Regions from separate parts of the Homo sapiens genome. Here all the other regions are linked to region 1. A link is a loop called in an ENCODE intact Hi-C map of the cell type or tissue named here. Cell type or tissue: PC-3. All regions are shown on one strand.

Region 1 (4,000 bases):
ACCACTGGGAACTCTCTGTGAACAGTTCTGTGGTCTACATTACATCTCACATAAAATGCAGCGATTTCACAGGCTGCAGCCCCACCAAAACAGTCTCATAAATGGTTTTTTAAGCTTCCATTCAGCATATAATGCGGTCTCATCCATTTCATTAATCTTGGTTACATTCACATTTTACAGTTTTGTTTTTCTGGCTAAGACCATTGAATTTTTTTTTTTTTTTTTTTTTTTTTTTTTTTTTTTTTTTTTTAGATTTCTCCATTTCTAATACGGAAATTTGGATTTCTGCTCAGAGATCATCGTTCACCAAGAATCTGAATTTTTAATCAATTTCTTATCTATTTGAACACAACATGGATGAGAGACATGTCCAAACCTTTCTGGGTTGCAAATACTGAGTGGGAGGCCAGCCTTCATCACCAGGCGAGAGGTCTTGTTCCACCCCCGAGCTTGACCGCATGGGAATCAAATTCATGACTCAGCCAAGCTTGGCATGGCTGCATGTGATGGGGTATGGTGGCCATCAGTGCTATTTGCTAAATATGTAAGGGCTTCCTTCCTGCCTTTTGGTAGAATTGCACTTCCCTGCCACCTTGCCGTTTGGTGCAGTCATGTGACTGGTGTTGTCTAAGACATGTGAGTGGAAGCAGCGTGTATCATTTTTGAGCCAATGTTCATTAAACCACTTTAGCTTCCACCTGTCATGGTGATTTTCTAGAAATGTGTCAAGATGAAGGCTGGGGCCCTGAGCAAATACAATGTGCAGACACCACTGTATTCACAGAAGGGAAACATAGCATTTGAGAGAATTAGCTGTTTCTTATTTTAAGCTGCTGAGATTTGGGGATCTTTTAACTGCCCATAAGCCATCCCAATTAACACACAGAGTCATTTACAAATCATTAAAGCCTCTGATGTTAAATCTGTGAATTGAAATGTTCTACAATGTGCAAATCACTTTGGTAACTTTTTTTTTTTTCATCTAGAAAAACTCAGTCCTTCGTCAGCTCTGAATTGTGGTGGTAAACTCCTGGGTTCTATCTGAAGTCAAATACCAAGGAGAAGGTGCAAGCTTCGCCTTCTGGAATAAATTCAGTGAACTGCCAAGCTTCCATTCTCTCTCCTTGGTACTTGACTTCAGACAGGACCCGGGAGTTTACCACCACGATGTTTCCTGCTGCCTGCTGTAGCCCTCTGAGCCCTGGGTCTGTGCTCACTATGCTGATCCTGGCGACCATGACCTCAGTGACATTTCTCAAAAATCCCATTTTCTGCTTTGACCTAGGGTCAGAGACACACTCAATAAGCAAGCCTGGTGTCCATCAAACGTTGCTTTAAATAAGAACATAAACTTAAAGGTCTTTACAAGAGAAATGGCATGTGCAGCTAATGGAGACCAGAGAAAGAGTTATTAGTCCAGGAAATCAGGAAAACTGATTAGCAAGACGAAAGGACATGGCCTGAAATCCAACTAAGCAGTGACAGATGCAGATATTATTCTGCAGGTGTTAGTTCATCCTGCTTAAATAGCAAGGCCTGAAGGCTGGTGGGATCCTTCACTCCTTTACGTTGACAACAACAACAAAAAAACACCAAAACTCAAATTTAGATAATCATCAATTGCAGAACAATTAAAAATTATCTTTGTAACCAGAAAACTATTTTTCTCTCCCTGCATGTAATTGTCTGCCCTTTGTCTGAGGCCTTAACAGATCAGAGGTCAAGCATTCTTAAGCTTTGAGTGGAACCAGAGCACTCAATCCAGCATCAAAGTCCTGAATGAGGTCGGCTCCTCCTGGAAAATTTTTGAAAGTACACGTCATCGCATTCCGATGATTCTGGCCTTAAATTTTCCTTCCATTTCTTAGCTGAAGGCCTAATTGAAAACAGCCAAAGCTAGTTGGGTGCTCTGTCTTAAAGGTAAAGAAGGACACCTTCAGGAGAAAGGAGGGAAGAGAGCTGATAGCTTGATGACTCTTCTTGCTGAACCAGCTGAATCTAAGGACTGAGTAGTAACCGGCCACACAGTATAATTTTAGGGACCCTCTAAGTACCACTGGACTGCTGTGTGCCTTCAATACTACCATTATTGCTCCTTTCAGGTGAAGGCACTGAATACTCCTTTTAAAGTAAAAACATCATATAATTGGAAGATTTAATCAGTCAGCACTCTTGGTTGCATGCAACAGAAAACGAGTTAAATAGCTTTAAATGAAAGAATTTTATTACATCAGGTGACTAAAATGTGCCAGGAATGCCTTGTTCGTTGCAGGCACAGCTGGATCTAGAGGCTGCAATGATGTCATCAGGTCCGGACGAGTGTCTCCTGGCCTCTTGGCTCTTCTTTTTCCCTCTCAGGACCATTCTTAGAGAGTATCTCCTGTCATGGCTGAGGACAGATTCAGCCCGGCAGAAAAGAGCCTCTGCTGCTCTCAGAAGCCACAATAAAAGGCCTGTTGCATCTCATTGGCCCCAAGTGTGTCACATGCACCCAGGCACTGGAACATTCATGGCAGCTTTGTTTGTCTGTGATCATGAAAAACACAGAGCCAGCCCGGATGTCCACCAGCTGGAGCTCATGGCGTGGAGTACTCTACAGAGGTTAAAATAAACTGGAAAAGTGGTCATACATGAAAATGCAGTGAAAGTGAAATACACGAGCATAGTAAACCTAAAGTTCAGGTGTGATTCTCAGAGGGAGGGAGGCAAACATGATGGTGGAGAGTTACACTAGAAGCTTCCACTGTGCTTGTAAAGTTTGATATCCTTTGTGAAATGGTTTGTTGCAGAATAGTTTTCTATGCACCTAAAATGCTTTTGAAAATTCAAGCCACAAATACCCAACCCACACTCAGCGTATCATCTTTGCCCTGAAATGATGTCTGTCCCACGTGAGTCTGTGCATCTTGTTAGATAACCTCAGAAACATGAGAACACTCGACTCGTTCTCCTTAGCAGCAGGCTCCTGCTAGCTCCGTTCTCCTGGATCCCTTTGGATTTGTCTTGCTGGGTTGTTGGGGAGTGGAGACGCCCTCCTCCCTGAAGCGTTTCCTCACATGGTGATTTGTCTATTGTGCATCAGTCAGGATCCCGGGAGGACCTGCAGGTGCAGCCACCTCCCCACAGGGACAGAACCAGATCCAGCTGCCGAGAACCAGGAGACCCAATGTCAGGTGCAATTCTGTGCTGGGATCTGAGTGGAACCACAGGTCTGTGCAGCAGGAGGTGAGAAGCTCATGACTACAGAGAGAGGCATGGCTGGGGACCCAGTGCCTCTGCCCCATCTCCATCTCTGCACCTCGGGGCAGCAGAACACTCCAGGCCTCTCTCACAGTGACCAGCATGGAGCAAGGCTGCCCATCTCCCCACCAGCCTGCCCTGAGTATGAAACTCCAGCATTGGAGATTCCTTCCTTTTTGGTTTTCCTTCTTTCCCTTTTATAACTGAGCAACTTCTAGGCAGGATGGCTGAATGAGCCATACCAGTCCACCTTCAGCAGGGGCTTCTGGCTGGCTGATGGAGGCATGTCTCTGGGGAACAGCAGAGCTCAGGGTAGGGACAGAACAGGGAGAGCTGGGAGGAAGGAGAAAGGCCCTGCAGCAGACGCTGCAGAAGCTTTCCATCCTCCTTGCCTTAACCTGGGGCTCACCCAAGTCTATACTCGTGGTGAGGGCAGGGGGAAAATTGCTTTTTCTTAAAGTCAGTCATTGATGACACCTCCTATCACTGAGTATTCTTGGGGCAGGCCTGCCCCAACCAGCTAGACCAATGGTTCCTACGGAATTTTTAAGGTGGACAGAAGGTTCCTCTGGGGACGTTAGTCAGAGCTGGGTGTCTAATGGAGCCCTCACCGCCAGTTCAGCCAGAGCAGCTTGTTTTTGATCTGTTTGACAAATAGAACTTTTCCATAAGGTTCCATTTGAATGAAGTCTTCACACCTAAACATTTGAGAATGGCTGCTTCAGTCTAAGCTGGGATCATCTGGTTTCAAAACCGTCAA
Region 2 (4,000 bases), 120 kb before region 1:
TTGGTCATGATGGGTCACTATTCACAGGATGCAGCCTGCTCTTTTAACAAATAATTTCCAAGGTTTTGTTTTTGGAAGTTTTTTTGAATTATTATTTTCGGTATTTGTATTGCTCCCTTGCTGCATTGTCTTTTTTTTCCTTGAGAGATTCCTTTTATCTGTAAGTTAGTTCTTGTCTCTATCAACACAATTTTTTACCCTCTCTCCTAATTTTTGCTTCATCTGACCCTTCCGTCCACTATTATCTTCTCTGCCTCCTAAAATCTTTAAGACAATTATTTTATCAACAATCCCCCCTTCTCCCTAACATCTCCAGATGACTCTCCCAGTCCCTCCACGGACCAGCCTTGCCTGTAATCTGACTCTCTTTGAGGACAAGCAGCCCCTCTCCAAGGAAGCTCTCTTTGTTTCCCTCACAATTCAGGCGCTCCAAGTCTAGAGGCAGGGTCAGCCCCCTCTCTGTTTTTCATGACAATCAATATATCACTTTCCTTCTTCCTATTTCAAAAGCACATCTTGCTTGAAGCTCTTGCCATGTGTCTTTAACTCCCGTCCAACATTCTCCGCCCCTCATCTGGAAACATCCCACTCAGTCCCCTTTATTCAGTAAAGACTGAAGCTCTTGGCTCACTCTTTTTTTTTTTTCAATCTCATCTAAGGCCCTAACATCCACTCAGGTTCCAATCCTGGCTCCATCCTTTATTAGATCCATTACTGTGGGCCAGGTGCTGAATTTGCTTGTGCCTCAGTTTCCTCACTGGCAAAATAGGACTAAGTGGTCCTTACATAGTTGTTGTAATGATTGAATTAAAGTGCAGAAATGCTCAGAACAGTGCGTGGCACTAAATGTAGTCTGTTATTATTATTATCATCATTTAAATTTTTATCTGGCTTGGCTGGAGGAGCACAAGTAGGCCCTTAGCTGAAGCTGAAATGTGAAGACTTTTTAAAGAACTCTGTGATTTGATTTTGGTGTCCCAGAAGGTAGCATCCTAGAGGTATTAATTTATAAACCATTCACAGGAAATAAAGAATAAAATGTAACTCCTTGCAAGAGGGCTTGTTTATATATTTTATAAGTAGACTTTACCGCTTCCAACTACTGATCAAACCAGCTCGCCATCAACTCATGATAAAAAGTCCTCATTGGTAACAATAGGGGAGGAAACAGGAGCATTTCCTACATCCACCTTGGTGATTACCAATGTGTGAGACCTTTGCAGACCCATGGATGTACCAATATCCTCCAAGGGTGTGTTGGCATGGCCACCTCCTCCCAAGACCTCCCCATACCACACATCCCCCACCACCGGCATCTCATGCCCACACCATCTGATATGGTTTGGCTGTTTCCCCACCCAAATCTCATCTTGAATTGTAGTTCCCATAAGTCCCATGTGTCATGGGAGGGACCCAGTGGGAGATAATTAAATCATGGGGCAGGTCTTTCCCGCGTTGTTCTCATGATAGTGAATAAGTCTCATGAGATTTGATGGTTTTATAAAGAAGAGTTCCCCTACACAAGCTGTCTTGCCTGCCACCATGTAAGAAGTGACTTCGCTCCTCATTTGCCTTCCTGCATGATTGTGAGGCCTCCCCAGCCATGTGGAACTGTGGGTCCATTAAACCTCTTTCCTTTATAAATTATGCAGTATTGGGTGTATCTTTATTAGCAGCATGAGAACAGACTAATACACACCCTCTCATCCTCCCTGAACTTTCCACCGGCATATTCTATCTCTGGATTTCACATCATCACACAAGGCATTTTCTGAAAACTCCTGTCACCCCCTCCTAAAGTGATTTGTCACCAGCAAATAGAGTGATGGGAGGAGCCTCTTTATTAACCAAGAGATGATTCATAGGGCTGCACACAAAGCCTGTGAAAAGCAATGTTTATTTTCTTGAAATGACATAAAACTATCATTAATCATCCTACCCAACCCATCCTGAGCGACCTCCTCGCTTGTTTTAACTTCTACAAATTAATGTAAATCACTAGATTCAGGGTGCATATTTGGAGTGGAGGGTCAGAAGAGCCGGCCAGAAGACCTTTGCTTCTGTTTCTATAAAACATCATACACTAAGAAAAAAACACATTTCCATTTCTTTCTTTCCTATAATTGGTCAGGGGTCTTCCAAACTCGAGTCTGTTCTTTGTGAACCAACATAGCAGAATTTAATTTTGTACCCCTTCTCCCCTCATAGCTAAACCTTGAACTTACCGACTGGAGTGAACAATGAGGCCACCATATGGAGGACAGCATCCTGGTCTAGAAAAACAATCTCCATAATGCACCAGCCCATCCAAAAACAGACTGAAATTATATGTTGAAGCACAGTGGAAATTTCCTCCTGCATGTTTTATGTAAACAAGTTCATTTGTTCATTCAATGAATCCACAGTTCTTCAAAGGCTCTGTTTATATTAAAAGAAAGAAGCAGAAAAATTTGGATTGGCGGGCAGCCAGCTCTACACCTACAGAGTTGTCAAGCTGTTAGAGCAACATTCGGGAGCTCCGATGTTTATGTTGAGATGGGCTTTTAAGCCAAAAGTAAAATATTTTTTTTTGGATGAAACAGCCAGATATGTGAGCAATGGACTCACATCATCAGAGACAAAAAGACCAGTGTTTTGCAAAAGGGCAGAAGCTGAGCTGGTGATGGGCCTCAGACCTTGCGCAGGGCCCGAGGACTCTGTCTTCTCATGTCTATGGAGCAGCATCTCAGGGGTTTCTACATTAGACAGCTTTAAAGTAACAAAGAAGAGCGAGTGTCTGAGGTTAAGACCTTGACACACGATGGTCTCTAGGCTGCTGACTTGAATCCTCAGGAAAAAATCTACCCACCAAAGGCCTAAAAGTTGGGTTCTTTCCAAGTGTGATATTTTATATTTACTATTTAGAAGACCATGCAGTAATCAAATAGCAGCTTCAAGAGAGGCTCTATGAGAAAGAGTGTCTTGTATCCATCAGGATTCTGTGGTTGCAAGTGACAGAAAATCCTACCCCAGTTGGTTTAATCCAACCAAGTGTTTCATTGAATCACAGACTTGAAGCAGGATGGGGATTTTTGCTTTGGGTGTGGCTGGATCCAGGAACTCAAAGGATGTCACCATGTGGCTCTTTTTCTCTATTTTTAAACTGTGCATTCCCCTGAGTTGGCTATATTTTAGGGTAGATGTTCACTCGTATGAAGGTGGCCAGCGGCTGCTCCAGCTCAGCATCGTAACTTCTCAGCAACTGCAGTGGAAAGAGAGCACTGCTCCTGCAGTTACTGAGGCCGATACCTGAGAATTGGCCTTTAGTAACTTTAACTGGGTCACATGTGCATATCTTAACCAATCACTGTGGTCATGGGATAGAGACTTCTGATTGGTCAGACCCAGGTCACATCATAGCCCTGGACTCAACAAAACTACCTGCACAGGGAGTGGAGGAGGGGTGGCTCGCCCAGGAAAATAGGGTTCATTACAAGAAAAAAGGGAAGCGTATTTGAAGCAAGGAAAATTTGGTCTGAAAAACATTTAAAATTGTAAAAAAAAAAAAAAAAAAAAAAAAAGAAAAAAAAAACAGAAGGAAATTGGGTATGTTTACTTTGAGAATGAGAATAATCATGATTATGACGAATCCTGGAATCTTAAAGTTAGCAGCATCTTCCCAGATTGAGACCAATAGTTTCCAGACACATTTTTTTTTTAGAGCCACAGACCTCTTTTGTCAAATAAAATCTAAAGTCTGTGGGAACGTCCATGATGAAAACGGATCGACACTAAGCTATTTAGTTAAAAGAGGAAAAGGGTAAAAGGAGGAAAAAGGCCCAATGTCCCACCCTCTTAGTTCTCCCAATTCTTCCAACATCAGCTCTTCCTTGGAAATTGAGGGAAGACAATAAAAAAAAACTGCTGGGGCTTCAAAGATGACTTTAGGGAGTTAGACCCTGACCAAGAATAACATTGACTCATACCAAGAAAAACTTCTTCCCAGATCAATTCTCTTTCA
Region 3 (4,000 bases), 620 kb before region 1:
GCTTTCCAGCCTCAGAAAAGCCTCCTTCAGGCTTTCCCAAACATGTCAGTTTCTGGCTATCTCTGATACTTCCCAGATAATTTTCTTTTTTCTTATGTTTTTAGAGACAGGGTCTTATTCTGTCACCCAAGCTGGAGTGCAGTGGCGCAATCATAGCTCACTGCAGCCTCCAACACGTGGGCTCAAGCCATCCTCCCGCCTCAGCTCTGGAGTAGCTGGGACCTCAGGCATGAGCCACGGACTGTTCCTGGCCATAATTTCCTTAATATTTCTCTTGCAATCAATTCACTTTTTAAAACCTTACCTATATTTATTTTAAAAAGCCATGTCTTATTACTCCTATAAAAGGAAAACCAGTCACAAAGAGGATACTGTCAAAGTGAATATGGTGAAAATAAAATAATTTAACTCCTGCTGGGGCCTTCGTGCAAGAGAGATCGGCAAGGGCTAGAGAGGCGCTAAGGGCATACACACACCCACGGGACACTTGGCCTCTGACACGGTCAGGGTCCAAAGGCTGCTGAGAAATGAATCACTTATTGTGAGCATCATCCTGCACCACCAAACAGCATCTTGGGCACCACACGGCAGCAAAGGACTACCCGTTGGGAGGCCCTGGCCCTGCTGGCTCAGCGGCTCTCAGAGCCTCGCAGGTCAGGGCCGGCTGCAGTCAGGAGGGGGAGCCGTTGGGAGGGAAGGGAGCCTTCTTACCTGTCCCAGCTGCTCACACGCCGTCTGGTACTCAGCACGCTGACACAGGTCCTTCACACGCTGGTACTTGGGCAGAAAGTTCTCCTCCTGGGCGTCCACCTTGTCATTGTCTCTCTTGTGTAGCAGCTTGCTATGGGGCAGAGAGCAGGAGCCGCGGGGCCGGCCTCTCAGCTCTGGAGGAGCCCCGGAGGCATGTGTGCCCACCTAGAGGGGTGCCCCCTCGGCTCCGGCTTTTCCTCACAGTGGAGGGCGCAGGGCCACCTGCCCGGGTCTTCTGATGTTTAGGAAACTTAAGACATTGGAATTTTATAAGAAACTTCCCAAATTGCATGAGTTGGCAATAAATTAAATAAATTGAAGACATTGTAGAGGCTGGACAAAGCATGCCAAAAGCGTACACGTGACCTCAGACCCCAATTCTGTGTCTATAGGAGCAGTGAATGGGCTTTGTGTTTAGGGGCCTTTGGACCAACTTCAGAGCCATGGGCAGCTCCTGAATAGCATGATGCGGTGGGGCTACAGAAGCTTCCTGGGCAGAGGGAGGGAGGTGGGCAGGGGTGTCCCTCCCAGGACCCGGCACTCACCCTCTCTCCACCAAGAAGGAGTCCCGCCAGACCCTCATCTTCTTTTTCAAGTGAAACCTGGAAAAAAGCACGGCTCCTGCTTCTCAGCAACATGAGGGCTTCCCACGACCCCCCGTTCCCCCAGGAGCAGGGACGGCACCAGGAGTCAGCCTTGGTTTACGGTCAGCCTGGACAGCAATTGTGGTGAGTGTGCCCAGCTGGGCACTAGAGCATTGCCCACCCTCCTCTGAGTTGAGCCACCCCTTCCCCAGAGACTTGGGTCTGGAGACACACACAGTAGAAATGACCCAGGTCAAAATCACTGTAAGTCCCACCCAAGTAACTGTGTGTGTGTGTGTGTGTGTGTGTGTGTGCGCGCACACACATCTCAAGCCCCTCCCAGGAAGCCCAGCAACTCCCCCGGCACTAGACGAGCTCTATCTCGAGTTCAGCGTCAGGCGCAGTGGTTCAGCATCAGGCGCAGTGGTTTGGCGTCTTGAGCTCTGTCTTGAGCTCAGTGTCAGGCGCAGTGGTTGCCTTGATGTCAGGTTAATTGCATTGGGTTTTGGGAGTATTTTCTTCTTTGGTGCTTTGCAGTTGCATGTATGTAATTTGTATGTTTCATCCAGTGCCACCTGGTCATTTCCATTTCCTAGATGGGGACTCTGAAGCTGAGAGGGGAAGCTTCCACCCTGTCCCCTGACCCCCAGGTGTCCTGGCTCCCAGGCCAGTGTCCCCAAACATGTCCATTTTATACCATTACAGCTTGCCTGGCCTCACAGTCAGGGGAGGAGCCTCAATGGACACGGTCCCCCTACAGGGCAGCCAGATGTGGGCACACAGTGCTCGCCTGGCTGGAGCCTCTGGGAGGCCACAGGGGAAGGGCTCCGCTGCCAGAGGTGCAAGCCAGGAGTTGAAGTAGCACCTGGAGGCCAGGAACCTGGTGGCTGTTAAGAGCGCTGGCCACCAGATGTCGCTGCGGCCACACCAGCCTCCCCGCCCTGACTCAGCCCACCTCCCACCTGTCTGACTTGCTCACCCTCACGGTTCCTATTCTGCCTCTCTGGACACCTAGGAATATGTTCCCATCACACCCTCCAGCATTAAAGTTATGGGGCGTGGTGAGTCAGCATCTGAATTCCCAGAGCTACATCCAGACTTGCTGGGATACCTCCGACACGTCACTCAATCGCTTTGGGATTCAGATTCCAAACTGGTAAAATGGGGATGATGATAATGTCCACCTCGCTGGGTTACTGTGAGGATCAAATTCCTAGATTTCCCTGCACAGTACTTAGAATAGGGCCTCACACACAAGCGCCGTGCAGTTAGCACCATCTCCTACCATCACTGCTGCTATCATTTCAAGCTTTGGGTAATTTTAGCTCAGAGAAGGTCCCCAACTGGTCACCTTGGCCACATTCCAGATGGGAAGACAGAATCTCGGAGAGGGGACCATGCTTCTCTCCCACAGCAGGTAAGTGGTTGGCATGGCGGGACCTGAGAACCCCAGCTCCCGACCCTTGGAGACCCCACGTTCTAGACCCACAGGGTTTTGCTCTGAGTTCCCGCAGGTCAATGTCCCGGCCCCCTCAACACCTGCCCTGCTCCGTCCTCACCGATTCACCGGCCGCTCCGTGTCCAGCAGCTTGAGGATGGATTTCCCGTCCATATCCGCAGGTATGTCCAGGCCTGCAATGTCCAGGATGGTGGGGGCCAGGTCAATGTTGAGGACGATGTGGGGATTCCTGGGGGAGGCAGGAGATCGGGGACTCAGTCACTCAGGTGGTGGTGCCTCAGCCTCGCGTGGGGGGTGGGGAGCGGTAGGTGGGCAGCAGTTTGTGGGAGGCTGACATCTGCAGGTATGGAAGCTGCAGTCTGGCACCTCAACCTCAGCAGCTCCCCTCTGCGGCCCAGATTCAGCTGAACCCCCACTCTGTGCTCGCCCCCCCTTAGTTTCTGTGTCTCAGCTCATGCCGTGAGCTGACAGCCTCACCCTGTCCCCCTCCTGCCCTTCCTGTCCCCACTTCCTGAGTGAAGGCGACCCCCCCTTTACAGCCAGCCCAAATCCTGGCCCTTCCTGAACCCTTCCCCTGAACCTCTGGGGCAGACACTGGCTCCTCGCTGTTCCTTGACAGCCCAGGCACAGTGCAGCCTCAGGGCCTTCTTCTTTACCATCCTCTCTGCCTGGAATGTCCTTTCCCTGGAGATCAGGGGCCACCGTCCCTCACCCCTTTAGTTCTTTGCTCTATGACCAAGGAGGCCCGTGACAGGCCTCAGTGGTCCCCAGAATCCCTGTCCCTGGTGATCACACCTTAATGTGACCCCCTCACCTTGGGTGTGGACCAACCTGCACCTGCTGCCAACCAGTGGGTTGTGAAGGTGATGGGCTGTCACTCCCGTGGTTGTGTTATGAGATAGTCAACTACTATCCTGCTAGCAGTCTGGCTCTGGTTTCTTTCTCCCCTTGCTGGCTTTGAAGAAGCAAGCCACTCTAAATCAGCAGCTAGACTGTGAGCAGTCTGGGAGGCAGACTGCATGGGTTCAAGTCCTCTGCTTGCACTTGACCTGCCCCATGAGCAGGGACGCAGATGCTCCCCAGTCAAGCCTCTGGATGAGACCACAGCCCTGGCCGGCACCTTGATTTCAGCCTAAGCAGACGACCCTGCAGGGCTAGGCCCAGGCTTCTGACCCTCAGACACTGTGAGTTTGTACATGTGTGTTGT
Region 4 (4,000 bases), 570 kb before region 1:
CTCAAAAAAAAGAAAAAAAAAAAAGTTCACAAACATGCAAGATAATTTCAAGGGGGCGAGAAGTCCTAAGAAGAACATAAAGCCGGGTGTCATGGTCGAGAATGAGAGGGTTGAGGAGTACTAACCGACACAGGAAGGGCAGGAAGGAAGAGAGAATGGATGGAGGAAGTTCTCCGCAGTGTGTGAACAACGCTCTAGACCAGGGATCCCCAACCCCTGGGCTGCAGACAGGTAGACAGGTAGCGGTCTGTGGCCTGTTAGGAACTGGGCTGCATAGCAGGAGGTGAGTGGCAGGCGAGTGAGCAAACTTCATCTGTATTTACAGCCGCTTCCCATCACTTGCATCACTGCCTGAGCTCTGCCTCCTATCAGATCAGCAGCAGATTATCATAGGAGCGTGAACCCCGTTGTGAACTGTGCATGCGGGGGATCTAGGTTGTGCACTCCTTATGACAATCTAATGCCTGATGATCTGTCACTGTCTCCCATTGCCCCCGGGTGAGACCATCTGGTTGCAGGAAAACAAGCTCGGGCTCCCACTGATTCTACATTATAGTGAGATGTATAATTATTTCATTACATATTATAATGTGATAATATTAGAAATAAAGTGCACACTAAATGAAATGCGCTTGAATCATCCCAAAACATCCCTCACCCCCAGTCCGTGGAAAAACTGTCTTCCACGAAACCGGTTGCTTGTACCAGAATGGTTGTGGGCCAGTGCTCCAGACAGAGGTAACTGCACATACAAAGGGCCTGGGGCAGGAATGGACCTTGGAAGTTCTGAGGAACAAAGAGGCTAGGCAGCCTGAGTGCTGTCACCAAGGAAGGGACAGATAGGAGATGTGGACAGAGAGGTGAGCACACCCAGGCCAAACAAGGTCTTGGCAGCCCTGGCGAGGAGATGCCAGTTTATCCAAAAAGCAGTGGGCAGCCGTAGGAGGTTTTCAGCCGGAAGTGATGTGGTCAGGTTTACAATTTTTAAAAGTGTCCTCCGGCTGTGGGTGGGGAGAAGGAATGGCCAGTTGCTGGGGACAAACAGGGACAAGCAGATCGCCAGGGCGAGAGGCGAGAGCTGCTTCTGTCTTGCCACTCCATGCATTCCTGTCTTCCGCCTGCCTGTTTTTAGTGAGGCTGTGGCTATTGAGGAAGACTGGGCTGCGGGGGACACCAAGGCCCTGCTGACTGGTTGTAGCAGGGCCAGGCGGAGCTCTGGGTGTTGGTGGCATGGAGGGCGGGCTGCCTGTGCCTAATTAAATGCTGGCTCCAGCCATCCGCTCCCTAGAAGGGTCTTGCAGCTCCTGCAAATGAGGATGAGGCCCATTCATTCCCTGGAAACTCAATTAGCTGGGTATGGAGGGCTCCATCTCTAGTGACAGGTTTTATTGCCTGCTGAGTCACCACGAGGACAAGCTGTGTCTTAAATATCTGTCTTGTGCCTTTTAAAGTGTGGTTTTGTTCAGAGGGATGGACTAGAGGAGGGGGAGAAAATCCACAACAGACCCTCAGAACAAGGCCTGTCACTCAATGGATATTTAATTATCGCCTTGGAGGAATCTGACACTACTTGCACCTTTCAAAGAGCTGTTCTCAGCGCCATCAGACTGACCTCCCATTTCTATGACAAATATTTTGTAGAGCGCCCTTGTTTTCTTGAAAGGAAATTTATAGGTAACAAAAGCTACCTATGCATGTCATTTCCACAAAATCAATATAATGCTCTAACTGCAATCTACAGGGAAAATAAAAGGAAAGCAATTTATAATGAAGATAAATTTCAATATGAAATTCCCCCAGCACATCCATCAAGAAGGCACAACACAGTAGTCAGGCAGACGCCTGCACCTAGACACAGATTCACTGGGAATGTGACAATTACAAGGGCAGCTGGGTGGGCGGGCGACATTTGCCATTCAAATCCTTTGGCGTAGCACTGTCATCGGGGATGGGACTTTCAGAAATAAGGAATGACTCTTGGGAAAGTTTTGCACTCAAGTATAATATTGCCTCCATTTTCTTATTCCGTACATTCCTGGGAATATGCAAAAACCCTCCAGTATTTACATATAAAATAGACGTAGGTTCAAGACTCAGATGACAATAAACATAAAATAATCTACCCATATGAGTGATGTGGTAGGAAACTCAGAAGCTATGTGGAATACAATGCAATGTGGGGGCCACGTGGACTCTGCTGTGCAGAGCAGGACATCAAAGTCCTTCTTAGTCTCCGCCCCCAGGAAGCCAGCAAAGTCAAATCCTTCACCATCACCGGCAATGCAGTCACAGAGTTTAACCCCTAGGGGGCGGTGTGCTCCCTTGAGAACCACCAGCTTAGAAAGAAGTTTGCAAGCCGGTGGCCTGCAGACCAATCCATCCCTCAGGTGTGTTTGCTGTGGGCCTGCCCGGTGTTTTCAGTTGCTCATTCTTAAAAAGTAGAGTGAACAGTCCACAGTTGAAATCTGGGCACCCCCTCCCCACCCAGCCTGCCTCTCTGCTTTGGGCTACCTGCCAGCCCTCTATGCATTTGGAGCCCCCAGGCTAGAACGGGTTCACACAGGGATGACAGAGGAAGCCCCGCTCCCGGCCTCGGTGTAGGAACTCGGTTTCCCTTCATTTGCTCAAATCCCCTGCGACACGGATGGATTCCCAAAGGACTCGCTGTGTGGGCTGGCACAACCTGCTGGCCCCGGGATGGATGGTGTCTGCTGCTCGGAGAACAGGAACCTGTCCTGAGACCCTGACCCGAGACCCAGGAAGGTTTGGGAAGACAGATCAAGGTACTGGGAGCATAAGGGGAAGTGAGTGCAGGGATGAGGAGGAGGAGATTGGATTACAGATGAGGAATCACGGAAAGCACTCACCTAAAGTTCGACAGCCACCACCCCCTGCGTTTTTATTGCCCCTTCTCAGTGCTGTGTGTCACTCCCCACTCCCAAAAGATTTTGTTTGATTAGGCTTTATTCTTCTTTCTTTTTTAGAGACAAGGTCTCACTCTGTTGCCCAGGCCGAAGTACAGTGGTGTGATCATGGCTTACTGCAGCCTCAAACTCCTAGGCTCAAGTGATCCTCCTGCCTCAGCCTCCCAAGTAGCTGGGACTACAAGCATGGACTACCATGTCCAGCTAATTTTTTTTTTTTCAAATTTTTTGTAAAGATACAGGTCTTACTATGTTGCCCAGGCTGGTCTCAAACTCCTGGCCTCAAGAGATCCTCCTGCCTCGACCTTTCCAAGTGCCGGGATTACAGGCCCAGCCATAGGCTCTATTCTCCTGCTGTCCAAGAGTCCTTTCTGTGCCAATGGAAACATTCTCTATGTGCATTATCCAGTACAGAACCCATGTGCGCCTACTGAATACCTGAACCATGGCTAGTGCACCTGAGAAACTGAAATGCTAATTGTAATTAACGTAAAGTTAAATAGCTCCCTGTGGCTAGTGGCAACGGTACTGGGCCATTTGGCTCCAGCCTAACTCATTCCAGAATGTTCAGGGAGTCACAGCTAGCACCTAGGAGAGGACTACAAAAGGTCTCATGCACTCTGAAACCCCCGGAAGCCTCTTGAGGCCCAGGAGACAGGGTGTGCCTGTCTGTCACCACAGTCACCCTTCCCTCACTTTTGACCCTGCAGCTGTTTCAACGCCCACTGCAGGTGGAGATTCCTTGAGAGAAACCATGGTTGGGAAGGGAAGGCTACGCATGGAGCTGATCTTCAGGGCGGCCACACTGCTCCCCACCCAGGACCACAGCTGGGGCAGTGAAGAGGGGAAGAGCGGCAGGTTTGCTCAGTTTGACATCGGCTCTGCAGCCTTTATGGGGGGGGGCGGGGTTTAATGTGTGAAAGAAACCAGCCGTCACGAGATGAATGTGTTCCCCAAAATATATGCTCAAGTCCTTGCCCAGGTACCTGTGAGGGTGACCGTGTTTGTAACATGGTGTTGTAAGATGAAGTTACGCTGGATCAGAGCGGGCTCTAGTCCAATCACTGGTGTCCTGA
Region 5 (4,000 bases), 320 kb after region 1:
AGGACCCAGTAGCCCCCTTGGGGCAGTCACCCACAGCCTGGCGCTGATCAAAGGCTTTGCCTGCCCCTCCAACCCCGACACCGGGAACATGCGGTTGGGAGCCCATGCTGCAGATGGGGAAACCGAGACACAGACGAGTCAAGTGACTTGCCCAGGAATCCAAACCCAGGAATCCGGACCCAGGGAGTCCGGCCACAAAGCTCAGGCACTGACCCACGAGCCCTAATCCCCATCTTTACAGCCCCCTCCTTCCCGTCCTCACGCCCAGATGCACCTGGGATGAACGTACTTTTACAAAGTCAATGTAGTTCTTATTTCCTGAACAGCACCACGATAAAGAGTTCGTTTGTTCCTTCAACATTTCAGCCAGCCCGTGGTTTCTATAGCCCTTTCTTGGCATTCCTTCACTTTTAATACACTGGAAGCCCCAAGAGGGAAGCCCCCTGGGTCTTTCCTTGGTGACCTGCTTCTGCCAGCAGCGAGTGGGGCTGCGGGTGGGGACCCAGGACCTGGGACAGGACAAATCCCGGCTCAGAGGCTCCTTGACTGCGTGCCCCTCGGGGAGCGCCTTCCCCCTTCAGCTCCTTCAGCTCCACAGTGGGAGGACAGCGACAACCATGGTGCCCCCCTAGGGCTCTCGTGAGGATTCAGTGAGGTGATGTGCACAGCCTGCGACACACAGTAGGGGTTCAATCAGCACCAAGCATCAGTGTCCCTGCAGTCCCTATGGGGCACGGGGATCTGCCTCACCTGTTAATCAGGAGGAGGAAGGCGAGTCTTTCCTTTTCTTTTTGGAGTCAGTCTCTCACTCCATCACCCAGGCTGGAGCGGAGCAGTGGTTTGATCATGGCTCACTGCAGCCTCGACCTCCCTAGGCTCGGGTGATCCTCCCACCTCAGCCTGGGACCACAGGCTTGCACCACCACCCCAAGCTAATTTTTTTTCTTTATTTTTAATAGAGACAGGGTCTCACTATGTTACCCAGGCTGGTCTCAAACTCCTGCGCTCAAGCAATCCTCCAGCCTCAGCCTCCCAAAGTGCTGGGATGACAGGCGTGAGTCAGGGCACCTGGCTCTAGACTTTCGTCGACGTCCTTTCTGGCTCAGACATTCTGAGCCTCCACCATCGGGTAGGGTCAGACCTTCTGAGCCTCTGCCATCCAGACAGACCCAGATGGATCAGAGGAGGGTGCGAGGGTGAGGGTGAGGCAGAGTGTTCCCAGTCCCTCTTTATGGCCAAGACTCTGCAAACAGGACATGGATCTGGCTTGGATAGGACACAGATGTGACAGCCCTCATGTCTCCCCAGCCTCAGTGCCCCAGGACCCCCTGCCCTCTTCCTGACAGCAGGGGATGTGAGGGAAGGAGGGCAGCCCTGCATCCCACACCCAGGCCCCCTCCCCTCCCCTGATACCCAGCAGCCACGGGTCCATCGTCTTCCAGTGTCAGCCACGCACCATGAAAACAGATACCACCCACCGGGGCCATTCCTGTGCTGTTTTTCAAAGAGCTGTTTGGGCCAAAAGCCAGCAATGCAAGTCTGTGTGCCCTGCAGGGCTGGCCCTCCTCCAGCTCTTCATCTCTGAACCTCCTGTCCCTGGAGCAGCTCATCTCAGCCCTGCCAGTGTCTGGAAAGTGCCCATCATCACCTACAGCTCTAGGAGGGCTCTGGCGAAGCACAAATCAGGACCTGAGAGCATCTCCCGTTACCCATCAGCCCCGTGGCGGTGACATGTGTCCAGCAGGCAGCAGAGCCACTGGGAGGGGCACAGGGTGGGTTGGCTCTGATTGGAGCGGACATGGCAAGAAGGATCTGGAGGTGGAAGCCAGGGCAGCAGGGCCAGCTGCAGGGTGGGGGTGCTCGGGCAGCCCAGCATGGGGAACTGGAGCCTGGAAAGTGCTGGAAGGGAAACATTGCAGGAAGCAGGAGGACAGGGAAGCACCCACCCCACATGCTGGGCAGAGGCTGGCTAGGGACCCGCCCTGGGAGTGGATGGACTTGAATCCTGGGCCCCTCTGCTGAGACCCTCAGGACTTCGGGATGGGAAAACAGAACAGCACAGGGCCGCTGCAGTGACCCAGGGAGAGGAGCTGAGCCAAGCCACCCTCACGCACCCAAGGACCTGCCCCTGGGCCACACCCCAGACAGAGCCCCGGGCTCAGGGTCTGGAGCCACACGGCCTGGGCTCAAATCCAGCCACTGTCCTTGTGAGCAAACTTTGGCTGCAATAATGGGAGGTGCAGCTGGTGAAGGCGCTGGCAGCGGAGGCATTTCCTTAGCATCCCTCTCCTAACCACCCCTGCCCCACTCCAGCCCTCCAGGGAACGCTACCAGTGCCCGGAGGGAGGCAGCTTCAGGCTTGGCTTTCGGCCTCCCCTGCCTGCAAACCCCGAGCTCCAGGCTTGCAGTGGGAGCCTCCCAGGAGCTCTGGGCAGGAGGCCCGCAAGGCTAGGCGGGGCGCCCTGGCCCACAGCGCCATCTAGTGGCCGTCACTTCCACAAAGGTGCACCAGTGACTGTGGGTTTCTGGTCACAAGCTTCGTAAGCACCCCGCTTTACAGTGCATAAGGGCCTTTCATATCCTTCTCCTCCAATCAGAAGAGAGGAAGGGAAAAAAGAGAAAAGAGAGAAGGGAAAGATCCCCGAAAGGAAAGAATTGAAAAATCGAGTCAAGCTCACAGACATATGTTATGGGACAAAGACAAATATAGAAAAGCTTAGAGAGAGAGAAAGAAAATGAGGGGGACGAAAGTAAGAAAGAGACAAATTTTAAAAAGTTTTTAAAAAGAGAGAAAAAAAGAGAAAATATTCACGGCAAGCCCAGCCCAGGAGAGGGATAGCGCCAGTGCCCATTGTCCAGACGATTCCAGGCCCCGCCTCCAGGCTGGCTCTGTCCCAAATACCTGCACCCAGGAGCCAGCCTTCGGTCTGAGTGCTGGAGCCCGGGGAACAGCAGCCTCTGGGCACTACGCGGTCCCCAGCACCACCTGCTGGACAGACAGGGCACTACACTTATCCCGGGAAGTTCCACTTTGGGGCCCTGGAGGAGACTCCTGGTACCCCCGCAAGGCAGCCAGGTGGGCGTAAAGTCTCCATTTCTCAAAGAAGGAAGCTGAGGGTCCCAGAAAGACAGAGAATCTCAGATATGGCCACTCAGCAAGTATCAGGTGTTGACAGATTCAGGAGCAGGCGAGGGTGTCTGACTTCAAAGGTCCTAGTCCAGCCCCCCATGAATGAACCCACGTGGCAGACACAGAGGTTAGAGGGGCCCGCTTGGCCACAGATGGGTGTGGCTTGCGCCCCCCGCTCTGATCACTGTGCTAACCCTGCTTTCTTCTATTAATATTTAGCCGTGATTCACCACTGTCTGGCCCTGGGCTACAGTATGGAAGGGGTGTGGTTCCTGCTCTTACTGCTGGGGGGAAGGTGGACAGGAAGTACACCAACAGTTATTTAGATAAAATCATAAAGCGGTCAACACACCCCATCGTACCTTCCACTTCCTGGGTGGCCTCTGTTGCAGTCCACGCCAAGGGGCCATCTCTGGGTCAGCACCTTTTGACAGATGAAAAAACTGAGGCTCAGAGGAATTCAACCACCTGGGCCCTGCCCTCATCCTGGAGGAGCAGAGAAGGAGAGGCTCCGAGAGACGTCAATGCGGGGCTGCGCCTGCCCCTTGATTCTCCATTGGACGGCACAGTGACTCCGGGTCACCAGGTCCTCCCCGAGCTGACATCGCCATGGCAAGTCCAGAGCTAAGGATCTGGCCGTCAGCGTGAGCAGGCCGGATGAGTGCTCGGACCACGTGGCTCCGGGGAGCTGGAGAGCTGGCACCCTCCTCAAGAAGACAGCCGCTCCTCAGCTCCAGCTGACATGTAGCCAGGTGGGAATGTGGACCAGTGTGACCAGAGCTTCTGATTTTTTCTTTAATCTTTTTTTTAAGAGGCAGGACCACACTACGTTGCCCAGGCTGGAGTGCAGTTGGCTATTCACAGGTGTGA
Region 6 (4,000 bases), 280 kb before region 1:
TATCACCATTACCTTCATCATCACCATCACCTTCATCACCACAACCACCATCTCACAATCACTTTCATCATCACCACCACCATAACCATCGTCAATATCACCATCACCTTCATCATCACCACAACCACCATCAACCATATCACCATCACTTTCATCATCACCACCACCACAACCACCATCAATACCACCTTCATCATCACCACCACCACAAATCACCATCATATCACCCTCACTTTCATCATTACCACAATCACCATCAATATCACCATCCCCTTCACCATCACTACCAACACAGCCACCATCATCAATATCACCCTCAACTTTATTATCACCTCCACCATCAGCAGCAGCATCAACTTCATCATCACCATCACCACCTCTGCCATCAGCAGCATCATTATTATCTTCATCATCATGGTTTCAGCCACAATCGGAATCAACAGCCGTCACCCAGAGTTGAAGGAGGTAGGAAAATGCTTTTGTAAAGCACACCTCAAATGAAAAAAAAAAAAAGCTTATTGCCTATAAATCGACCATGGATTTCTTGGAAATAATTTCTAATTCATTCAAGATTTTAAGCATGCTAACTGCTTTTTATTATGAAAATGCTGCAGGCTACTTTTAGGGAAGGGCAAGAACACAGGGTCTAAAAATGGTCCTAGTTAATGGTGAATTTTGAAATAAATCGATGCTATGCTTGATATATTCTGAATTTTATATGTTCAAAGTGGATGGGAGAAAAATGAATCACCTGTAGAGAAAATATATGTGAATTCTCAGAGGACTTTTAAAAAGTGAGACCACTTAGATTTGATACAATTTGAGTTGATCCAAATCCTGCCATGTCACAGGGTTTATGAAGCCAAATCAAAAGAGAGGGGAAACATTCACCTGTGTTAATATTCATGCATTTATTATTGTTCTTTCTCTTCATAAAGTAGAGAATTTAAAGGTTATTATAAAGCTCTCCCATGAATTATTCTGTCCAGTAAAAGTAAGCAGCTGCTAAGGGGGAGAGAAATAAAACTGGAAAACCCAAGTAGTCCTATGAAAGAAAGAGTGTGTGACTATGTCAGATTTTGGGGTGTTTTCCTTTGCTCCAATGACCATTAGAAATTCCAATCGAAGTGAACTCAACTTAGAACTCATTTATGCCTAAACCAAACCACATCTTGCAAACCTGGAAGGTCCCCAAATTGTTTCAGGTTGAAGCTATGGGGAGTGTCTTTGCTTGGGTTCTCCCACAAGCAGAGCCTGAGTCAAGGGCTTGGGTTCAGATAGATTATGGAAGCAATCCCAGGAACTGGAATGGAAGGACTGGGAATAGTGAAATAGAGAAAGAGAAGAAGCTAATACAAGGATGCATTTTGAGTTAGTTACTGTGTGGCAGTTTTAAAATATGGCTGCAGATGTTTGATGCTCCTCCAATCTAGAGGTGGGCTCTATGCCCCCTCTCCTTTCCTGTGACTCTTCCGGCTAGCAAAAGTTATGCTATGTGATTTTCCAAGGCTTGGTCATAAAAGATCATTTAGCTTCCATCTTATTTGCTAAAACACTTGCTCTTGGAATCCTGAGCTACCATGCCTGAAGTCTGCCATGCTGGGAGGAAGCCCAAGCCACGTGAGGAGGCTACATTTAGGCCCTCTGCTGGGGAGTCCTAGCCAAGGCTAATCTGTGAGCCATTGCAGGCAGACATTACACAAGTGATTGAAGAATTCTGTCATGATTCAAGCCTCTAGTGATTTGAGTTGCTGGCAGTATTTCAACTCTTTCCAGCAGAGGCCTCACACACATTAGGGCTATGTCTTATCTGATTTTCTGACTCACAGAGTCAACGAGCAGAATAAACTGGTTCTTGTTTTATGTCACAAAGTTTTGAGGTGGTTGGCTATGCACCAATAGACAACTGGGTACACAGGTGGACAACTAGGCTCAATCCACTGGAGACCCTCTCAGAAACCATGTAGAATGTGTCCCTCATTGTCTGCTGAGACATCAAGAGGGGAATATTTGAATATTTGCCACTGACTCCAGACTCCCTCCCTTTCCAACCTGGCACTGTTTTTATTTATTTTATACTTTGCATGGACTTTTTCTCCAGATATTTGCATGACTGTATCATTTACTCCCTAAGATCCATGTGCAAAGTTTGCCTCCTCAAGGAGCCCTTTTCTCCCTATTCCTGTTAAATTGCATCCTCTCAGCCTTCTTCTCCTTCCTGCTATATTGATCTCCATGGCACTCATCACCCTCTAATAAACTATAACGTTTCCTTATTATTTGGGTTACTTCTTTCTTCTCTTTATTAGAATATAAACTCTGTGAGAGCAGTAATGTTTGTCTGTTTGCTCAGTGATGTAGTCTTGGCCCCTAGAAAGTGCCTGGCATAGAGTAGGTACTCCATAGACACATATGGAATGAAACAAACATGAAGTGAGGTGGAGAATCCTGGGGGTGAGGGAGAGGAAAGCCTGGTGGACAGGTGTCAGGGGAAGTTTGCTGGAGGAGGTAACAGTTAAGTTTGGCCCAGAAGGATAAGAATAGGCTCATTGGCTGAAGGTGTGGCAGAAAGGGTATCCCAGATGGAGGGGACATCTGTGTACAGAACTTGCCACACACGAGAAACTTAAAGGAGACCAATGTGGAGTGGTAGGAATGGGGGTGGGGTAGTGACACAAGATGAGACTGGAGAGATGGCAGGAGTGACATTGTACAAAGAAAGATGTGGCTCTTTGTAAGAGCTATGTCATAGGAAGGAGGAAAGCATTTGCCAGTTTCCTAATAGAGCAAAACATCAAGCTTTCTTCTATGCCCAAGTGTACCCAAGACCCCTAAAAGGTTTGCCTGGAGAGGAGGCACAGTGACTCTACGTCATCCAAGATCCCCTAGAAATGCATACTCAACTTGATCACTTAAATATTCAAATAACATTTCCCAATTATCTTCTCTTTTGAGACAGAGTCTTGCTCTGTCGCCTAGGCTGGAGTGCAGTGGTGTGATCTCGGCTCATTGCAACTGCTGCTTCCTGGGTCCAAATGATTCTCCTGCTTCAGCCTCCCGAGTAGCTGGGATTACAGGCGCCCACCATCATGCCCAGCTAATTTTTGTATTTTTAGTAGAGATGGGGTTTCACCATGTTGGCCAGGCTAGTCTCGAACTCCTAACCTCAAGTGATCCACCCACCTCGACCTCCCAAAGTGCTGGGATTACAGGCGTGAGCCACCACGCCCAGCCAAATAAACAGAATTTCAAGCCACGTATTTTACAAGTTAAAAATCCCAACTGGCAAAGAAACTCTCAGTTCTTTTTATCCCCTAGCCGAACACCGTGACCTCTTTACAGATCCTAAATGTTTTACTGAAAAAATATAGTGACCTCTTCCAAATGCATGTGGTCAGGATCCTCTCAAAAGCCTCTACGAAGACGTGGATCCACAATGAAGAGGTCTGCTCGCCCCTCTGCCGCTCAGCCTGTTCCTCACCAGAGTCACCGTCTCTCCTCTCCAGGCAAAGGTTGGAGGGGCCTTGGGTATAGAAGAAAGCTTGAAAGGATGTTTATATGAGGTCTTAGAGGTGAAGTCCTCAAACAGTAGACTCCAGCATCCAGATCTTTCCTAGGTTTGGTCTCTGCATTAATCAGGACCCTAGATTACAAGTGACGTTTTGCTCTATTAGGAAACTGGTGAGTGCTTTCCCCCTTCCTATGACACAGCTCTTACAAAGAGTCACATCTTTCTTCGAAATCTGAGACTGGGGGCTTTTCTACAGTGGCATGAGTTAACTTGGGACTGAACTGTCAGAGTGTTCCAGCCCTTTTGGCCACAGAGACTGGCTCAATGAGATAGCCAAGGGGTCCAGTCAGAGCCAATGAGACTTAGCTCTCCCATGGAAACTGAGGGATATGAAACTCACATCTCTATGGGAGTTGCTGGATCTGCCAGAAGCCACGCCACGCCACAAAGAGAGGCTGCCCAAGAATGGAGCCCACAGAGGGGAAGGCA
Region 7 (4,000 bases), 370 kb before region 1:
TGATCCCGATTACTGCTGTGAGTAATAGTGCTCCCAGTCACAGACATCTGAACAGACGTGCATGTACTTTTCTCCCACGTGGTAGTCTGGGCGATAGCTCAAGGCTGGCATGTGGGCACTAGTTGACCAAGCACCCAGGGACCTGATTTCTTCATTCGGGTTTCCCTGCCAGGTGTGGCTTCTATTCTCAGGAACAGTACATGGTCCAAGATGGCAGCTCCAGCTCTAGCCTCAGCCCCAGACGTGTTGCCCCCCAAGCAACCAGAATGAAAGAAGGTATGAAGTCAAAAAGGCTCAAAGCATCAGGTTTCTTTTCAAGGAACATTCCAAGAAGCTGTCACACCTCACTTCCACTTACACCCTATTAACTCTGTTAAATTAAATAAGTAGGAGGTCATTAGCCTGAGGCTTTCTCTGTACTTTGAGTTCTTCCATAAAGCTCTGCAACCTAACTTAGTATATAAACAAACTGAAACCTAATTTAGGAGTGTAGATTTTTTGTAACAGATACCCAGATCTCAGCCAATCACCAGCTGCCAAGTTTCAGCCAATCAGAAACTGCTGAGCTTCAGCCAATCAGAAGTAGCCAACAGGTCAGACCATGTCCAAATAAGGCAAATGCCTAGGTGTAATCAATCAAGTTAATTTTCTACTTTATTTATATCTTCTGTCTATAAACACTTGCTCTCCACCTTGCTGAGTTGAGCCCTCAGAATGTCTTCAGGTTCTGAGTGCTGCCTGATTCTTGAATTGTTCTTTGTCCAAATAACCTCTGTTAAATTAACTTTGTCTACAGGTTTTTTTTTTTAATGCCTTCAAAGCCAGGGAGAGCTGCAGCATGTTTTTTGGATGACTTCAATATTAAAAAAGATTCCTGAATACTGCGTAGTACTGTTGGCGCTATTGCTTCCACCACTATGACTACTACTGGGATAATGATTGTTGTGCTAGATACACCTCTAAGCACTTAACACGTTGAATCCTCTTAACAGCTCCAGCATGTAGATACTATTATTGTTATTCCAAGTTACAGAGGAGGAAATGGGAGCAGGGAGAGGATAGGTAACTTGCCCACAGCCATGCAGCTGGTAAGTGTCAAAGAAAGGATTCAAACCCAAATAGTCTTGTTTTAGAGAGTACACTCTAAAACACTACTTGCTATAATTACTGCAAACACTATCTGATTGGAAATTCCTTTGATTTATTTAGGAGTTTTGATCCAGTAGTTTTTTTCCCCCACAGGTCTTTTAATTTAATTAATATAAAGTATATTATGAGTATTTTCAAATACACACGAAGTATAGGAGAAAGTGTAAGAAACTTCCATTTATTTACCCATTACCCAGCTTTAACATGCGTGGTAAATCTCATTTCATCTCTATGTCACCTTATACTAGTTTATTTTCTTTTGGATTATTTTGAGGCCTAGACCTTGTATCATTTTTATCATAATACTTTAGTATGTGTCTCTAAAAGCGAAAGACTCCATATTAAAACACAAATATAATACCAGTATCTTGCCTACAAATAATAAGCAATAATTCTTTTAATATTATCAAATATCTAGTCAACGTTCAAATTTTCCTGATTATCTCATAAACTTTTCTTGAGCTACTTTTTAAAATAAAGATTCAATGAAGGCCCATACTTTGTTTCTTCCATCTGTTGTTAGTCTGTAACTTTCCTAACATCCTGTGTGTGTGTGTGTGTGTGTGTGTGTGTGTGTGTGTGTGTGTACATTTATTTCATGTTCTGATGAAAACTTCGTGTCTTATAATGGATCCTTCTTCAAAAGTTTGGGGGAAAAAAACCTGCTCTAGAGAATTTGAACACTGCTTTTTTTTTTTTTTCCATAGCCAATTGGATTACTTCCCCCTTGCAAACTTCTCTGACTCAGATGTCATGAAAATCCTGGCCCAGGAGTCCTGTCTGACTCACAGGGACCAGGAAATTCTACCCCTCTCTAGGGGACAAGGAGGGATTTGTGTGATTTTAGGGAGCAGATGATGCTGTGGAAAATACTACAGGCCTCAACTCTTCCCCTAGTTATAAAGTCTGCTGACTCCAAAGTGTGCCCCATCTGCTCTTCCTTTGATTCTAGGGGCAGACATAATTACATAAAGTAGGACATTGATCTTTTTGCATTTTTAAAGCCAGAGTCATGTCTGGGAAAGCCAAGTCTGCCGTATCTGTAATAACCACCTTAAAAATGCAGGAAGGAGAAGGGACGTGCATGGAGTTGAAAAGTGTCGAATGCAAAGCAAGTCAGTAATTATGGCACAGAGTGAGGGCAGTAAATGTGCCTGATTATGCAAATCCAGGTGGAATGTGGATGCCAGTGGTGTTCTCATCTCCAGTTAAGAGGGTGGCTGTCAGCACGAGAGTCCTGGACTGAGGGAGTAGGAGAGAGGGGCCAGGCCAGAAGGGGCAGGAGCCCCGGAAGCTGGATGTGGTCCTGGGTGGGCACAGCCTCAAGCAGTGAGGGCCCTGCATCCAGGGACAGCTAGGTATGGAGGGTGTGCAGGGGCCCCCAGATGGAAATAAAGCCCCACCAGCATCTGGCAGGCCACCCAGGTGAGTAGACTGGGGCCCCAGGTAGGAGGCACCTGAGGCTGGGAAGATGCTTCCCAAATTGTGATCTGCCTGTCCGTGGTGGCTCATGAAATGAGTTAGACAGCAAGAAAAATCTTGCTATCTGATGGTTATGGGTGTATTTGAATGTTATTTCACTGAAACACAGGGGACTGGTGATGGGTGTGAGCTCTGCAGCTTGAATGCCTGGGCTTGAATCCTGACTCTGCCATGGACTTTTCAGCTGCGTGACTCAGCCCTGCTGTGCCTCAGTTTCCTCACCTATTATTATATGCATATGCATATAATAATAGACCTACCTCCAAGAGCTGTGGGGAGAAATCAATAATGAGCTAGGAAAGTGTCTGAAATGTAGCAAGAAGTCGATAGATACCAGTGGTTATTGTTGTTGTTCAGAGAGGTAGTTGAGAATTTAGACTCTGGAGTTGGACAATAGCGAGTCAGGTCTCACCTCCCTGGTTTTCTAGCTGTGAGGCCTTGGATAACCTCTTTGTGCCTCATTGTCATCATCTGTAAAATGGTGACAATAATAATATCTTCCTCATAGGGCTGTGGTAAAGATTAGACAAGCGACCGTATGGAAAGCCCTTAGAGCTATGGATGGCCCATGGTAAGTGCTCAGTCAATATGCACAGCCATCATTAGTATTACTAGTTCTTAGTAGCAGGCTACATTATACAAATGATCCAACTTTTATAGTCCATTTGAAAAAAAAACATGTTAAGTAATCGTAGAGGTATTATCCAGGAGTGGCAGAGAAACTGTTCTTATGGTAGGCTAGCCCTGAAGTTTGGGACATAGAAAAGCAGGCACATTTGAAGACCTAGCTGGTAGTTCATATCAAGGATGTAGGTAAAACATTTGTCTATGAAAGCACCATGTCTCAGTTATCTAGAGCCACATAATAAACAACCACAAACTAGTGGTTCAAAACAACAAACATTTCATTATCTTTCATGGTTCTGTGGGGTAACTGGGCTCCGCTGGGCAGTTCTTCTGGCTGCTTATTTTCAGCTGGTGCTGCAACCAGAGAAAGGGAGGAGCTAAGAAGACACCCAGGGTTGTAGCCAGAGTAACTGGAATGGTGACATTTCCGTTTGCTGAAATGGGGTAGACTGTGAGAAGAATAATTTTGGGGCCTGAGGTTGAACAAGAGTTCAGCTTTGTTAAGATCATGTTTGAGGAGTCCAGTGGGCAGTTGGATATACAAGTAGAGATCTCAGGAAGAAGTTGGGGTAGGACTGAAATATTTTAGAACGCTCAGCATAGAATGAGTATGTAAAGGCTTCAGTCAGGATGCGATCGCCTGGGGAGTAGGAGGCCTAGGAAGACACAGATGTGGAAACTGAAGCAAAGGGGTTCAAGGAATTGCCTTGTCCACAGACTGTTGTGGAGGAAGCTGCACTTT

Evidence for each region. Peaks named below come from ENCODE experiments on the same cell type or tissue, not always from the same donor. Only the 100,000 strongest peaks of a DNase experiment are listed, where the experiment ranks them.
Region 2: it touches region 1 in a loop (2.9-fold over the local background); 6 of 110 quality-filtered maps call a loop at or near these places.
Region 3: a loop joins it to region 1, with 10 times the contacts of the local background. A loop is called at or near these places in 18 of 110 quality-filtered maps.
Region 4: it touches region 1 in a loop (4-fold over the local background); 13 of 110 quality-filtered maps call a loop at or near these places.
Region 5: it touches region 1 in a loop (9-fold over the local background); 14 of 110 quality-filtered maps call a loop at or near these places.
Region 6: it touches region 1 in a loop (4-fold over the local background); 3 of 110 quality-filtered maps call a loop at or near these places.
Region 7: a loop joins it to region 1, with 7 times the contacts of the local background. A loop is called at or near these places in 2 of 110 quality-filtered maps.

The regions. Positions count from the first base shown.
Region 1 is chr20:48,293,865-48,297,864 of GRCh38, forward strand. No RefSeq gene overlaps it. Among named protein-coding and RNA genes, the nearest start is that of LINC00494, 64 kb to the right of the region's middle. RefSeq lists enhancers at 784-1,529, 1,530-2,273, 2,274-3,018. In PC-3, a CTCF peak has its summit at 1,945; a DNase peak (open chromatin) is centred at 1,847; H3K27ac peaks cover 714 bases.
Region 2 is chr20:48,178,389-48,182,388 of GRCh38, forward strand. No RefSeq gene overlaps it. Among named protein-coding and RNA genes, the nearest start is that of LINC00494, 180 kb to the right of the region's middle. In PC-3, no CTCF peak of the experiment used is centred here; DNase peaks (open chromatin) are centred at 1,853 and 2,443; H3K4me3 peaks cover 510 bases; H3K27ac peaks cover 2,374 bases.
Region 3 is chr20:47,675,783-47,679,782 of GRCh38, forward strand. It overlaps SULF2 (sulfatase 2), which reads right to left. Exons shown (of 21, transcript NM_001387048.1): 8 at 2,894-3,022; 9 at 1,296-1,352; 10 at 712-841. Among named protein-coding and RNA genes, the nearest start is that of SULF2, 110 kb to the right of the region's middle. RefSeq lists an enhancer at 3,005-3,505. In PC-3, CTCF peaks have their summits at 687 (motif pointing right), 2,245 (motif pointing right) and 2,460; a DNase peak (open chromatin) is centred at 2,269.
Region 4 is chr20:47,723,241-47,727,240 of GRCh38, forward strand. All of the region lies in intron 3 of SULF2 (sulfatase 2), which reads right to left. Among named protein-coding and RNA genes, the nearest start is that of SULF2, 60 kb to the right of the region's middle. In PC-3, CTCF peaks have their summits at 2,302 (motif pointing right) and 2,503; a DNase peak (open chromatin) is centred at 2,301.
Region 5 is chr20:48,618,182-48,622,181 of GRCh38, forward strand. No RefSeq gene overlaps it. Among named protein-coding and RNA genes, the nearest start is that of PREX1, 210 kb to the right of the region's middle. RefSeq lists enhancers at 736-1,236, 1,272-1,980, 2,803-2,862 and a silencer at 2,373-2,502. In PC-3, CTCF peaks have their summits at 2,479 (motif pointing left), 3,016 (motif pointing left) and 3,224; DNase peaks (open chromatin) are centred at 2,380, 2,980 and 3,370; H3K4me3 peaks cover 2,026 bases; H3K27ac peaks cover 2,383 bases.
Region 6 is chr20:48,010,917-48,014,916 of GRCh38, forward strand. It overlaps LOC107985436 (a long non-coding RNA gene), which reads left to right. Exons shown (of 4, transcript XR_007067623.1): 2 at 1-465. Among named protein-coding and RNA genes, the nearest start is that of LINC01522, 23 kb to the left of the region's middle. In PC-3, CTCF peaks have their summits at 1,634 and 1,836; a DNase peak (open chromatin) is centred at 1,765; H3K27ac peaks cover 1,960 bases.
Region 7 is chr20:47,927,620-47,931,619 of GRCh38, forward strand. No RefSeq gene overlaps it. Among named protein-coding and RNA genes, the nearest start is that of LINC01523, 54 kb to the right of the region's middle. In PC-3, no CTCF peak of the experiment used is centred here; a DNase peak (open chromatin) is centred at 1,932; H3K27ac peaks cover 2,911 bases.